2 separate regions of the Homo sapiens genome follow, and region 1 is linked to region 2. A link is a loop called in an ENCODE intact Hi-C map of the cell type or tissue named here. Cell type or tissue: heart right ventricle. All regions are shown on one strand.

Region 1 (8,000 bases), 1.1 Mb before region 2:
AGGATACAATGAGAAAGATGAACAGCCTGGGTGTGGTGGCTTACACTTGTAATCCCAGCACTTTGGGATGCCAAGGCGGGTGGATCACCTGAGGTCAGGAGTTCAAGACTAGCCTGACCAACATGGAGAAACAATGTATCTACTAAAAAAAAAAAAATACAAAAATTAGCTGGGTGTGGTGGTGGGAGCCTGTAATCCCAGCTACTTGGAAGGCTGAGGCAGGGAGAATTGCTTGAACCTGGGAGGCGGAGGTTGCAGTGAGCCGAGATCATGCCACTGCACTCCAGCCTGGGTGACAGGGTAAGATTCCATCTCAAGAAAAAAAAAAAAAAAAAAAAGAGAGAGAAAGCAAAAAAGAGAAAGACGGACATCTGAACACCAACAAGCAGCTCCTCACTGGACAGCAAGTGTGTTAGTGCCTTGATCTTGGAATTCCCAGCCTTCATAACTGTGAGAAATCAATGTTGTTTAAACCACCCTGTCTATGGCATTTTTTTTATATGGTAGCCTGACCAGAGACAACTATGAACCCATTCTTGAGGATTTGGTGCTGAATACTAAGCATATTGTAGCAGTCCCAGGAATACACTGCTCATGTCTCCTTCTGAAAATAACCTTTCATGTCTATCACCTGACAGTATCCAGCTGCTGCTGCACCTTTAGGACCCACAACAGCATTCATACAGAGGATGCACGATTCCTGGGCTGTCTCCAGATTATTACTGAGCCTAGTAAGGGAAATAGAATTGGATTATCCCACGACTCCCTCTAATGGACCATCTCTATGTTGGAACTGTGCGTCAGCCTGGCCAAGGCTTTCCCAGAGCTATGTTGTGCTGTCAGGCTCGCTCGGTCCCCCTTCTTCCCTCTGGTCTTTCTCAGGTATTGAACCTCCATTGTAGACTGAAGTTTTTCTCTGCTGCTCTGTTTATCCTTCACAGGAATTTTTTCCAACACGTTGTTCACACGTCTATTTCCCTGTAGGTGTCTGCGTCTCAGAGGACCTGCAGTGATGCAGGCACAGAGTCAGGGAGTTTTCTTATGGCAGGGTGGGGAAAGCAGACACTTACCCTCCCCTTCCTGAGGATGCAAATACGGGCCCTTCTCTTACTCCTTACAAGGAACTAAAGGAACATTTGAAAGCCCTATGGAAATGTTTCTGGAAATGAAGAGGTAGGGCTCTTAATTTCCCATGCTTCTCTTTCCTGGTCAGTTTCTTGGAGTTTCAGGTTCACCTGCAGATTATGGACACTGAGGTAGCTCTTTTGTATTTTGGTAAATTCTTTACTGAGAAGACAAAGTATGTGCATCAGTAGATAGTCCCTGTTTGTATGCAAAAGCACAGCCTGTGTGACATGGATTGTAAGAAAGAAAGAGCACCGTGTGAGCTATAGGCAGAATTCATGCCACCGTGATCAATAGGGAGATTCTCCACCAAGAATCCCAGCAAGGAAAGCCTCACTGCCCAGCTTCTGGGAGTAGAGTTGGCAGATGGTCCCACTGTCATCTCCTCAGTGTCTTCTTCTTTGAGTCGACCCCTTCCTAGGACAACCCACACAGCCTGATGCTGAGTGAGGTGGGGGTGCAAAGGCCTGGTCTTGTTCGCCCACTGGGGCCCAGCTCTGGTGGACAGAACAGTATTCACTCCAGAGCTCCCTGCAGGGCAGGGGAGGCTTCTGTGGGCTGCCCTCACAGTTCAGCTTCCCCTGTGTCTTCCACAGGGCTTGATCCCTAATAAGTACCTTGAAACTCAGACTCTGTTTTGGCAGCTGATTCTGGAGAACCCCACCAGCAAAGGTTATTAACCTGAAGGAAAGGAAAGATAGAAAGAAAATGAAAGTTAATTCGAAGAAAAAGAATGTGCAGGATGTGGGGCAACATAAGTAAATATAGATTCATCAGTTTCTTAGAGAACATTTTTTATCCTTTGGAAGCTACTTTAAATTATTGTTGTACACAAAGTTGCAGAACAGGAAATAGAAATATCATTGGCCCACAGGCCCAATAACACAGATATGTACAAGTGAGTTTTCCCTAAGACCTGGGCATATCCCTACGTATGAGAGGTACTAGATTGCCATAGCATTTATACGACAGCATTAGAGGAAAAATAATCACTTTTGTCCCCCCCCCACAAAGTACACTCTGAGAGTAAAGTCAAATAAATATAATCTTGGTGAATATTAGAGGGGCACGAAGAAAACAAGCCGCCAAATGAAATTTTATAGGACAGGCATATTCTGAGTACTCAGAGAGAAAGAGAAATTCAAAGGGCTTTTTGAACAAGTGATTCCGGAGACAAATTTTGAAGGAGAAGTTTTGTGGCGATGACTTGGGAGTGGGAAATGATTCCATCACTCCTGTTTCCCAGCTGAGATAAGGGAATTCTGTTAGCTGCACACTGCACGGACAGAAACAGGGTTACCTGGAGAGCCCTGACAGCAATGTTTGTGGTGAAGATGTGGTTCTGGAAGTGAATTTCCATCCAGGCATTGTGCTGACTCTATCACTTAGCAGTTCTGTCATCAATATCTTTGGATTTCAATTTCCTCATCTATAAAACACGATTAATAATGGCTACCTCATAGGGTTATTGTGTGGCTTAAATACATGTGTTTGGGTAAAACACTCCAAATAGGTTGGTTAATGTTATATTCGGGGAAACCTCGATGGGTCAGCTGAGGCACGCCTTTTGGAGGAGGAGAATATTGGCGAACATGGTAAAACCCCGTCTCTACTAAAAAAATACAAAAAAATTAGCCAGGGGTGGTGGCGAGAGCCTGTAATCCCAGCTCCTTGGGAGGTTGAGGCAGGAGAATCGCTTGAACTGGGGAGGTGGAGGTTGCAGTGGGCCAAGATTGTGCCACGGCACTCTGGCCTGGGTGACAAGAGCAAGACTCCGTCTAAAGAAAAAACCACTGGGTAGGCTGGGCTCGGTTGCTCACGCCTGTAATCCCAGCACTTTAGGAGACCAAAGTGGGCAGATCTCCTGAGGTTAGGAGTTCGAGACCAGCCTGGCCAACGTGGTGAAACCCAGTCTTAACTAAAAATACAAAAGTTAGCCAGGCATGGTGGCTTGCGCCTGTAATCCCAGCTAGTCGGGAGGCTGAGGCAGGAGAATCACTTGAAACCGGGAGGCAGAGGTTGCAGTGAGCCGAGATCGCGTCATTGCACTCCAGCCTGGGCAACAAGAACAAAACTTCATCTCAAAAAACAAACAAACAAACAAACAAACAAACCCAAAACCATCAAGGAGCCCTGAACACTCAGAAAAGGTAATTCTAGAGGGAGACAATTAGATCCATGGAGTTGAGTCATCATTAGTTTCATCAAAGAGAAGAAACACGCTGAGTCCTCAGAGACAGCCACTTTCTGAGACCCAGTGTCTGTGCGTTATTCTTTGACAGAAGTTCTCCCTGACGGATGCAGCCGTTGGTCCCAGTCTCTACTTCGTCTTGACTGTGATGATTCTCTACGTATAAAACCCTCCACCAAATTATAAACTAGGGAGACTCAGCTAAATATAGGTGCTCAAAAACATACTGAATTTGAATGTTGGACGGTTTAGTGCCCAGCTTCCCCACACATATTCACAACACATCAAAACACAATAACGTTAGCCCATGTGTCTGTGCCAGTACTTCCCTTTTAAAAAATCAAAAATACAGCCAGCAGATGGCGAGAGTGGATCATATTTGAACTGTAGGTAAACTAGGTTTTCAGTAGTAGTTTTTGGAGACACTCCTCAGTTACTTTTTATTTGTTGTTTGTTTTGGTTTCCTTTTCCTTTGAATGGAATCAAGTTTGCACCTCAGGGCAGAATTAGAAGTAATCACGAAGGTAACTAAGAAAAAAAAAAACAAGGTGAACTAGGGCTTAAGAGCTCTAAATACATCATTTTATTAACTCTCAAACATTTTTTAGGAGGGTAAGTTTGGAAGGGGAGAGGAGTAAAAAGCCAAATAGTTTGGATAATCGCCCAAATGTAGGTAGGTTGATTAAAATAGTCATTCATTTCTGAAGTACTCAGCAATACTGCTTCCAAGATATGTCCCTTATATTTTACTCTCACATATAATTATTGGCCAAAAATTGTGGGCTCAACTCTAGAGGATAAATTTTACAGGTCATAAATGTTCTAAATGTTGTTCTTCTCTGGACTGCCCAAGGCAGCCTGAACAACAGGCTGAGATTTGCTTCAGGTTATCTCTCCACCATCTTCAACGCTCGCCCACAAATGAGATGCCAAGGGTCACTCTGTGTCAGGACTTGGTGAGAAAAGCCACTGGAATGTTTAATTTCTCTCTGGACAGAAAGCTTCTTTGTCCACACATGTATTGTAATGCTGGGACACACAGTTGTCCATGGGGGGAAAGAAAGGGCTACAAAGAATGCAGAAAAAATATATAAGTCAAGCACATAGTTACCTAGGAAGGTAAATGTGAGGATTGGGGAAGTTTACAGAAAATAAAAATTGTTCACAGGATCGCTAAATATTTCCTCACTCTTTAAGATGACATTAAGGTATGTTAATTTTTAAGCTATTTTAATGTTTGAGAATCATGACTCTATGAGAGAGAGAGAGAGAGAATGCCTGTATTTCCAAGTTTGCAAGTAAGTAAGGTCAAGTTAGAAAGTCAGAGACAGGAAGCGGAATGTGTGTGTGTGTGTGTGTGTGTGTGTGTGTGTGTGTGTGTGTGTGTGTGTAGAATATTCCTGTCTGCTTTGTGCCACAAATTCTTGGAAAGGCTGCTGTACGCCTAAGTTTAGCTCCACTATATAGCTTGTTGCAGTTTCTGTACCTAAAAGAAGGGTCCTTGTGTCCCCACAAAAAATCTTTTCAGTTATTGGGTGAGCTATGCCCATCCACTTAGCATAGGTATTTACAAACACAACAACATAGATGACACACATGATAACCATTTTATAAAGAAAGGTTTCAGAATTATTTTTAGCTTGTAATTTTATTCTGATTGATGTCTTCATTGAATATACTGGACAGACTTTTAAACAGTTAATAAAACAACACACCTCTAATATCTGTTTGTGAAAATGTAAACTAGATATGCTTACATAAGGAAAAAAACTAAAGCAAGGTAAAAACGTAGATATTTTCGAAGCAACTCATCTAAAACTAACTTCCAAACATACTTTAAAAGTTTGAATCTAACAATATTCTTCAGAACATTGGTTGACTAATTTAACTAGTTTTTTTTTAAAGCAAAAAAGGTAAAAAGATTTTGGACACAGTATTATATTAATGTGACACCAGAAAACATCTAAAGGTTAAAAATCCAGGAAACTGTCTAGCATACAAAGGCATGTTCATTCATGGAAATACTTTGTTGTGAAAACAAGTAATTGATGTGTTTATGTTCTTAACATTAAAAACATAAAGATACAAAATTGTGCAAATAGTATGAATGCAAAACACCACAAATTAAAACAAATTCATAGACAATATGACTGGGAGAAAATTCATCGATAACTCCATAGCAGAAATACCTGGGGGTGATGTTCTGGTTCATTTATTTCTGAATTTCTCTGTAATTTTCCCCTAGATTTTAATGGCTATTTATTTTCTATTAAAAAGACACGTATAAACATGTAAGTATTCATGTTTTAAGTCATCATTTTGCATAGTTCTGTTTCCAGCCTCAGTTTGTTCTTCTGCAAAATAAAGGCATTCTGGTATCCCACGTGTCTGTATCAAAACAACCCCTTGAGCATTAAAAAAATAAATAAATAAAATGACTAATAAGACATGTATAGACTTTAGAGGTGGCTTGCAATTACAATTTTATTATTAAAATAAGACTTATTAAAATAAGAGAGAAAACATGTATCTTTGGTAATGTGAAAAGAAGAAGAATTCGCAGCTTATTCTTCTCATATCATAAAGTTTTTTCCACCTACAAGATACCACAGTGTCTCACATGGAACCCTTACAGAGTTACTCCTTTTGGTTAAAACATTTGCCTTTATCCCAGCACTTTGGGAGGCCGAGGCAGGCGGATCACGAGGTCAGGAAATCAAGACCTTCCTGGCTAACAAGGTGAAACCTCGTCTCTACTAAAAATACAAAAGTTAGCCGGGCGTGGTGGCGGGCACCTGTAGTCCCAGCTATCCGGGAAGCTGAGGCAGCAGAATGGCGTGAACCCGGGAGGCGGAGCTTGCGGTGAGGCGGAGCTTGCAGGGAGGCGGAGCTTGCGGTGAGGCGGAGCTTGCGGTGAGGCGGAGCTTGCGGTGAGCCGAGATTGCGCCACTGCACTCCAGCCTGGGCGACAGAGTGAGACTCCATATCAACAAAACAAAACAAAACAAAATTTACCTTTGAATCCGTCTCAAAAGTGAAGGTCCAGCCTAGCAGAGTGCCAGACATCATGAGTCTTTAGAATTCTAAGGAGCAGCATGAGAATTCTCAGGCCAAAGGTAGGAGCAGGGAGGGAGCTACGGGACTTAAGGGGAGTTCCCGAAGGATGAAGCTGGAGGCTTCCCTCAGAACTCTAGCTGCTCTGCCCCAGGCGGTTTGCAGAGAGCATCATCTGATTACCACACGCTCAATCCTATTCTCAAACCAAAACACAAATAAGCCCAGTAATAAGCCCAGGTCCATACAGCCTGGGCCTCACAGGAAACAAGATGGCTGAATGAGACTCAGATACCAGGCCCCTGTGAAATGACAAGTATTTCTGCTTTGCAGGAAAACCAGCCTTAGCTTTTGCTCCTAGCAGCAGCTTGGCCTGCCATTGCTGATGGAGATGATGCAGTTAAAGCCATAACCAGTCGCTAAACCAGGAGGGAAATGGTTTTGATAAGGGCCTCCGGAGTTCTCTATGTTTCGGACTAAGGAAACCTTGTCTGTGCCTTGATAATCTGCTCACTGCATTGGTGCAAACAATCAAGAATTGCCTTTACTGCACCAGACGGAGATCCATTAATTTTTTAGTAAATTTCCCAGAGTCCTCCCTTCTCCCTCTAAACCGTTCTGTGTGTACTTTTCCTACTGCCTATATTAACAATCTATGAGAAGGTAAGGGGCAGGCCACAGCAAGCTCATTCAGAGGACTTTCTATGCAAACCCAAGAAAAAGAGACCTATTTGCAACTCTGTGGCAGGGGCTTCCCCCTTCCTGCCCCAAGCCTGTCACCCTTTGTCCAGTTTCCTGGGCTTTTGTGGGAGATCTAAATAACTATTTGTCTTTTTGCATAGTGGGGAAGGGGGCAAGAGGAGGAAAGGGATAAGACACAGGAGAGGAAAGGAAGGCTCTTGTGGCTTCTTGAGAACGTGTTTAGGATCAGTCATCTTGGTCATGGGTTTGTAGAGCAATTGTTCTACGTCCTACAAATTCCAGCCTGATTTCTCAACTCCAGCAAATGTGCATTTGGTGTTTCACGCTGAGTACTGTATGTGTATTCTGCATGTCCCTTCCAGCAAATACACATTTGGTGTTTCATGGTAAGTATTATATGTGTATTTTTTATCCTGTGAGTAGTCACAGGATAGAAAATTCTATTACATTCTACCTGTAATCAGAATCATTTCGAGGAATAAAATTTAGCATCAATTCCTTGTATGTGTAATAAAGCAGGTGCCCAACCTGTGATCCCCAAAGCTTGTGAAATTACAGGCTTTTTCCTCTCCTTTTCTAATGCACATTTAACGTTATAGGATCACAATGGGTGATAAAAATGTAATTGCTGAAAATTAGAGAGTAGTTGCTGAAGAGCAGAGAGAATTCCCAGGACTTCCACCAAATTTGTTCATTTGAATCTCTTGCAATCAAGTACAAAGCCAAGAATTAAAACCTTTTAGAAATAACCCTAAATTGGGATCACATGTGCTCATGTATAGAACACTTTTATGCATTTTTGGAATCTTTTTGTCTTAAATGCATACACAGAGACAATCTTAACATGTGTATCAATATTTATAAACATGTTTTATACATTTATGCTGCACAAAATCATCTATAATTCCATTCTATGTGTGTGTATTAT
Region 2 (8,000 bases):
GGTCATCTGAGGTCAGGAGTTTGAGACCAGTCTGGCCAACATGGTGAAATCCCATCTCTACTAAAAATACAAAAATTAGCCAGGCATGGTGGCGTGTGTCTGTAATCCCAGCTACTTGGAAGGCTGAAGCAGGAGAATCGCCTGAACCCATGAGGCGGAGGTTGCAGTGAGCCAAGATCACGCCACCACACTCTAGCCTGGGCGACAGAGCAAGACTCCTTTCAAAAAAAAAAAGAAGACCAACCAGCCGGGCCAACATGGTGAAACCCCGTCTCTACTAAACATTTTTTAAAAATTAGCCAGGCGTGGTGGCAGGCGCCTGTAATCCCAGCTACTTGGGAGGCTGAGGCAGGAGAATTGCTTGAACCTGGGAGGTGAAGGTTGCAGTGAGCCGTGATTACACCACTGCATTCCAGCCTGGGTGACACAGTGAGACTCTGTCTCAAAAAAAAAAAAAAGAAACAGAACTCTGGCAGTTTTAAGAAGAATTGCAGAATAAGCTGCTTCAAGACACACTCTGGCAGAAAAATATTAACCACAATGATTATCAATATTTATGACAATGAAGATGAATATTACTAATAATGCCTAACACTTACTAAAATGGTTACTTGGTACTGTGCTAAACACTTTATACGAATCCTTTTATTTAACCCTCTCAATAACCAGTACAATAAAATCACTGCAATGACTGTGGGAGATACTAATGCTGCTGGTCCAGGGAATACACTGAGAACCAGTGCTTTAGAGACAACAGAGATTTTCTTTTCTCCTACTGCCCTTAGTTGCTGAGCTTTCTGACCCCAGTGGTTTCAACCATTTAGCCTGTGAGTAGAAGTGCATGCCCAGTCTCACCTATCAGGCCTGGTTCACAAGCTAAGTACCACCACAGCGTATAACAGCCAGACCGAATGCTGGCCATGCCCCACAGCTATTTTTTTCTTCCAGACAAAAGTTACTAGAATGCCAAATAACTCAGCTGTTCACAGACCAAAATGCATTTTTCAAATTAAGTTATTTTTAAGCCTGCTTTCTTAATAGCAACAATGTTCTAAGGACAATTTATAACAACAAAACAGATAAACAAACTTAACAGTTTTGTTTGAACTCCTGGTCTTAGAAAAATAAGCCAGCATCTGCAAAACACAATTAAACACCTAAACATTTTTATACTTGAATGAAACAAAACAAAACAAAAAAACCTCAATGAATATCTTTAACTATTGTTGGCTTTAAAAGGCCTGTATCAGGTAACAAAGAAGGGAAAAGGGATGGGTGCTAACACCTTCTGGGTCGTGACTCTGTGCTAAGATGGACAATTATTATAGAAGTGAGTTAACATTAATCCTATTTAATTAACCCTATTATTTAACAGATGTGTACAAAAGCTCAGAAAGACTCAAGTCACTTCCCAAGGTGCTGGTCAATCTTAAGGCCCTGGTTCAAACCCAGGCCTTTCTGCCTCCAAAGGCCAAATTATTTCCATTATACCATGCACACAAAAATCCCTTAAATAAAAATGTATAGTATTACCAGGCCGGGCATGGTGGTTCACGTCTGTAATCCCAGCACTTTGGGAGTCCAAGGCACGCAGATCACGAGGTCAGGAGATCAAGACCATCCTGGCTAACACTGTGAAACTCTGTCTCTACTAAAAATACAAAAAATTAGCCGGGCGTGGTGGCAGGCGACTGTAGTCCCAGCTACTCGGGAGGCTAAGGCAGGAGAATAGCGTGAACCTGGGAGGCACAGGTTGCAGTAAGCCGAGATCGTGCCACTGCACTCGAGCCTGGGCGACAGAGCCAGACTCCATCTCAAAAAAAAAAAAAAGTATAGTATTACGGAAATGTAGAGTTTGACAGGCCCTTAGAAACTCCCTAATTCAACATCTCATTTAATAGATAAGAAAACTATAATAAACAAATAAGAAAACTACACTAAACAATTTCCAAAGATGGCCACCAACAATCCCTTCCCTCCTCTGGAGGTACGCTGCTCCTTCCATCAAGAGGCAGTTATTTCCTCTCCTCTTGACCTTGTGATTTGCTGCCCAATAGAATACAGTGGAAATAATAGTGTGCCAGTTCCAGAGGTAGCCCTTAGGAAGCTGGCAGCTTCCACTTTCATGTGCTCTGGGGAAGCTAGATGCCATGTTGTAAGGGAGCTCAAGCCAGATTACTGAGTGATGAGACACCTTGTGAAGAGAGAGGGTATCATTGAGAAGAACTAAACATGTGAGTGAAGTCTTCTAGAGCTTTGTAGCCTGGTCAGTAACCAAATGCATCTGAGTGATTGACCCCAGCCAAAGACAAATAAAGCAGAAAAACTGCCCAGCTGGATTTTCTGACCCATTGAAATATGAGAATAGTGGGGCTTCTTTGTCACACAGATACAGATAACGGAAACAAAAGAGGCTAGCTGACTTGCCCCTAGATAGGAATCAATAGCAAGGACTAAAATCTAACAACCCTAACTTCTAATCCTGACCACCTGCCACTGTAGCCCAAAGTATAAACTGATTAACAAATAGTGCACCCAACAGACTGGCTGCCCTATGGCTTTTCCACAACATCCCATTCAGAAACATGTCTGAAAAAAATTACTGGGCTCATCTGGTCATAACCCAGCTATGCTGGGTGCTCTGGTATCTCTTTTTCACTAACCTTTATTTAATGATATTAGTTTGACACATTAATTTCTCACTGCAAACTACCTGAGGTTAGGGATGGGCAATCATCAGCCTCATCTGTGTCTATAGTGCCTAACCCAGGGCCTTGCATGATGAGGATAAATAAAGATTTGCTAATTGAGCCCTCACATATGAAAAGAATTAGACTACTCCTCACTCCCAAGAATTATGAGACCAGGAACAAATAAGTCAAGGCCAAGTCCCTCAAATACCATACAGCATGTCACTGTAAGATAATAAAATAATTACTGACAGCCTAAGACATGCATAAAATGTTATTTTCCCACTTTCACAGCATTATGTCTTTTATATTAATTTGATATCCAAAAGAAACCCTGTAAAACAGACACTGCTGTTAATCCTACCTTATAGCTGAAGAAATAAGATGCTCAAAGGGGTAATAAAATTCACCCAAAGTCATCCAGTTTTCAAAAGTGAAACCACAACATGCATTCAGGAATCCTGATTAAAAGTCTGATATTTTAATTTTCTAGAATCCTTTCCTCAAAGACTTGATGATCTAAATTTCAAGAAGTGCTATCAAAGAACCTAGAGTAAAATGAATAGATTTAGAGAACCACAAAAATTTAGAACCAGACATGATCTCAATACTAATCAGTAACATATGGTGAATTTTTCAGGTAATAAGGATCCGGATGCTAGACCTGGTACATACCTTACCAGAATCTATATAATGCTATTCCACTGTGGAACAAACAGCATGACATTCTTTTTTCACCTCATATTAAACTCGCAAAATATAGCACAAGTGTGTGCATGTGTGTATGTGAGTGTTTAAGGTAACTATTAATAACCTGATTATTTCCAACAGTCTGAAAATCAGTGTTTTTGTCACATGACACTCACATGGGACAAAGTGACACATATAGAGGCCTAGCTTCCTGTATTACTTAATCATGGATATTCCAAGAGCCTACTACTAGAGAAGTATCTCAAAGCACAATTAGCAAACACTATGCATCGTTACATTATTTGGCTAATGACGGCTACGCTGCTGTACGTTTTTGCCATTTCAATGGAATGTCATTTCCATGGAATTCTCTGGGACTGTAAATTGCAAGGACACTCTCAATCGCTACCCCATCCCTCACTTTCTCAACCAAGCATCCCCCAAACTAAGAGTAATAATAACAAAAAGGAAAGGTGAGTCGGATGAGCAGTAATGGTAATAAAACTATGACTTCAAGGATTTCTTTCCAGACTCGACTGGCCCCCTCCAGCCCTTACTGCTGGGACCAGGGCGGAACTGGGGTCCCAAAGCTTTCAAAGGACAAAGAGGATCCTTACTCTCCGACCATCATCTCCAGGTTCCTGAATCTGGAAAGGAAGTACTGAAGAGGCAGTCTTGTGTCACTCTGAGAATGCTTTCCCTGGGGCCACTTTGGATAGTTTTCGTCGTTGGGACTGTCTTCCCTCGGTGTTTGGTGGTGGTACATCCTAGTGAGGAGGACTCTATGACAGAAGCAATCTAAATATACACATTCATAAAAGGCTAGGGATGCAAGTGTGCACATACAACCACCAGGCAAACAAACAGGCATTTAGGATGTCATAGTAACGTGGGCACGAGCCAACGACTGTAAAAGCACTTTAGTTGCTGTGCTTCTTTAGATCACAGCGGGAAGATACTTTATAAAACATTGGAACAATGATGCCCCCTACAGCCCTCAGAGAGAATCCAAGGTGCTTACTGAGTTCATCTATTTGGTAAGAGATCCTGAGTTTACTTTTCTGGTAAGAATTAATTTTTACACTAGAATAAGTAATAAAAACACATGCTTTGTACATATGTTGGAAAAAATTAAAAGTATCAAGGTCTAACACTAAGAAATTATTAAAATAAAATATAATGTCTAGACAATCAAAACCATTATACTGAAACATTTTACTTTTCTGAAGCATATAGAAGCAAATTCTATGGATTGTCATCTTGATTATTAATAGAGATTATTTTCAAAAGAATTATTAAAAATATTTTCAAAGTGGAACTGTGGACTCCTAAAAGGAGAAATAGGTTGAGATGATTTTTTTTTTAAAAAAACAAATATACCACAAATTGAAGATTACAACATTCCCTGACTGGAACTGAAAAAAAGACCAGTAAGAAATAATCCAAAGCTGGAGTGACTTCCCTGTTCTCTATGAGCCAAGACGAAGAAACTTGTCATCTTTGGGACAAGGAAAGTGGGGGGTACTGGGCACTTCAGAAATGCTTTAGACCACACTTGTCCAACTCGCTGCCCAGGATGGCTTTGAATGCAGCCCAACACAAATGTGTAAACTTTCTTAAAACATTATGAGATTTTTTTTGCGATTTTTTTTTAAAGCTATTGTTAGTATAAGTGTATTTTATGTGTGGCCCAAGACAATTCTTCTTCCAGTGTGGCCCAGGGAAGCCAAAAGATTGGACACCCCTGCTTTAGATTATTCAAGGTCTGTGCAGATATGAAAGAAGCATAGGACAGCTCCTTCTTCCCAGGGAATGTGGCTAGGCATAATGTATATAAAAGCAGATGTATATCACCTCAAGATGATGTTCTTAGGAAAGAAAACAAATTGGAAATATATATAAAACATAACATAAACTGCACATAACAGTCAAAAAAACACATAGCAAGAGAGAAATCAATATGGGAAAGGTTTAGATGTGTAACAAAGAAAAAGCAAGTCATTCACTGGTCAAGCTTGGAAAAAGCTGAAGGGTGTGGACCAAGGAAGAAAAGGTGAGAGATAGCAAACAGAGGGAAAACCACAGAAAAGCCAGATGACTGCAGGAAATGCAAATGCATTAGTTTCACAGGAATAAGTGGGCCACGTTCCCCAGTTCCAAGATGAAAACAAACATGGGTCCAAGTTAAAAAGGAAGGGGAGAGTAATTATCAGAATGCCTTACGTCTAGCTGGAGAGTTCAGATTAGATCCATTTAAACAAAAGGAATTACCCTGATCACCTAAGCAAGGAAGTAACATGATGAATATGATGTTAAGAAAACATTACCCTGGCACTTGTCTAGATGAACTGGAATGGTAAGAGAAGAGAGGCACAGAGGTCCTCAGAGATTAACATGGACATAAAAACAAGGACAATAAAGGCTTGAATTTCTAAGAGGAGTAAATTCAAGATGCTCTGCAGAGCAGGAATGCGTTTAGTAAGTGACTAAAGAATGAAGGACGAGACATCATTTGGCAAGCCCAGGGTGTGTGGAGGCAGCATCAGAGACTTTCAAAGCAAAAATCAGCTTAGATGAAAGCCATGATAAACTCAGTTCTTTGTTTGAAGTTTTAGGGATCAATGTAGGCAGAAACTTCTTGGAGGCAGGTGGAAAGTTGAGACTAAAAAGGAGGATAAGAAGCCAGAGCTGTATTTACACATTTTTAGTCATCCAAAAAAAGAACAGACTAGTTTATCTATTATCACATGAGGAAAGGACTGGGAAAATGAAGCCTAGAAAACTGGGTGTCTGGCCAGAAAGGCAGAGAGAACTCTTAGAAAAAAAAAATTAATTTCAAGTCCAAGAACTTTGTTTCAAAGTCATCAACACTCAGAGCAGATGCCTTACAGAGTGAGAAGGTATCTAAAAGCTCTAAGCCTGAGATAAAACTCATTGGGTGACTGCTGGTGTGAAAACTTTTACTAATTTTATTTCAATTCTTTCACGAAATCAGCACATACTTACTTAAATACAGCTTCCAGCATGAGCAAAGCAATAGAACAATGATACTGAATGGGAAAACAGCATCCTATGTTAGTTTGGGCATAGCATCAACCACTCTGCAAACTCGCATTGACCCTGTATGTCTTTAAAACATAAAGCTCTTACAAGGAATACATGAAATTAAGGAGGAATTGGAAGATGCAGACTTTAAGTATCAGGAGAAGAAATATAGAGGTACTTCTTTCACTTTAAAAGTTTCACAGGGACAAATCTCTGTAAAATCATTCTTCGGGACAAAGGTTGCACACTCCAAAGTTATTTCCAGTAAGGAATATAACCATTTAAAATGTTTGTGATTTATTCTGTTTAGGCACTTCAGTTTTATTCTTTCTTAAAATGTGTAGAAAAATCAGTACCTAGAACTCAATTGATATGAAAATAATTGCATAAATCTTTTCAATGTGATACACAAAATCAACGCAGCCATTTTCAAATGAGCACTGATAATAGTCAGTACCACGTTCCCATTTAAGTAGACGAAAAAACCTAGGACACAGGATTTAAGTGATTCCTTGAGGCAAACTAGCAAGACAAAAGCCTAGTGATTACCCATTTACCATTCAACTGTCTCTTTCTCTGAAAGTTTAAAGAGCTGCTCTATACTTTTACTATAAAGGGGAAATCATTGTCAATTCTTAGGCTTATTTCTCTTTTTGTGGTGTTCTAAGGAATGTGAAGACTAAGGTTAACTGAAATTCAGAGAAGAATATAAAACTATAATTGCTCTGAAAGAGTGGAAAGAAAAACATTGATAGTAAAGATGCAGGGAGTTCTTTTTTTTTTAATAAAATCTCTCCTTTCCTCCTAAATATTAATAAAACCTTAAATCTTTTACTTTAGATTCAGAAAACGACTCAAGCTTCCCACCCCTAAATTCCAGCCCTCCCCTCTCCCAAAATAAAAAGTAGACAACCCCATCAAGAGCAAAAGTAAAAGCGTTTAGCCTCCTGGAATGGGTGGGAAGAAAGAGGAGGGGATCATTACACATTCCCTGTAGAAGACAAAGCCAGATGCACATTCCAGAGAAATCTGGCGGGTCCGAGTTTTTCCTTAAATACAGACTGGCCTGTCACTAAGCCAGGCTCTGTAATCTTCCCAGGCTGCCACCGCTAGGGAAGCCAGGAATCCCTTCTAATTAATCAAGCCCTCCCAACAAAAATTTTCCCACCCACAATAAAGTAGGTTGGGGGGGAAGGGAAGCAGCAGAGAAAGCTCTGCAGCCAAAAGAATTCTAGACTTTAGTATAATACCTAACTAATCCAAGAAAACAGATGCAGGAAGCAGAGGAAATTATCTACAGAGACACACAATGAGGTAGGAAACTTTCACAGCACTGCTCCGCTGGGACCCAAAATTTAAATTCAAAATCATAAGTTAGAATTATTATTGAGAGCGACCCTGGCAACATTCTATACTTTTTCAAATGCCTCTAAGGCAGCGGGTGGACACATAAACTTTCCTGAGGTAGACACCATGTGTATCACTTGACACTTTTAACAATAATTTGATATTTGGATTTCTTTTTTATTTTACTAAAGTTTTGTTTTAATGGATAAACATTCATGACTATTACAT

What was found. Hi-C counts contacts between places; a loop is a spot of excess contacts. Peaks named below come from ENCODE experiments on the same cell type or tissue, not always from the same donor. Only the 100,000 strongest peaks of a DNase experiment are listed, where the experiment ranks them.
Region 1: a loop joins it to region 2, with 5 times the contacts of the local background. A loop is called at or near these places in 49 of 110 quality-filtered maps.

Annotation. Positions count from the first base shown.
Region 1 is chr20:11,539,919-11,547,918 of GRCh38, reverse strand. No RefSeq gene overlaps it. Among named protein-coding and RNA genes, the nearest start is that of LINC00687, 330 kb to the left of the region's middle. In heart right ventricle, a CTCF peak has its summit at 3,659 (motif pointing right); no DNase peak of the experiment used is centred here; H3K4me3 peaks cover 311 bases.
Region 2 is chr20:10,466,065-10,474,064 of GRCh38, reverse strand. All of the region lies in intron 2 of SLX4IP (SLX4 interacting protein), which reads right to left. Among named protein-coding and RNA genes, the nearest start is that of SLX4IP, 35 kb to the right of the region's middle. RefSeq lists an enhancer at 6,794-7,493. In heart right ventricle, a CTCF peak has its summit at 4,374; DNase peaks (open chromatin) are centred at 4,268 and 7,494; H3K27ac peaks cover 2,927 bases.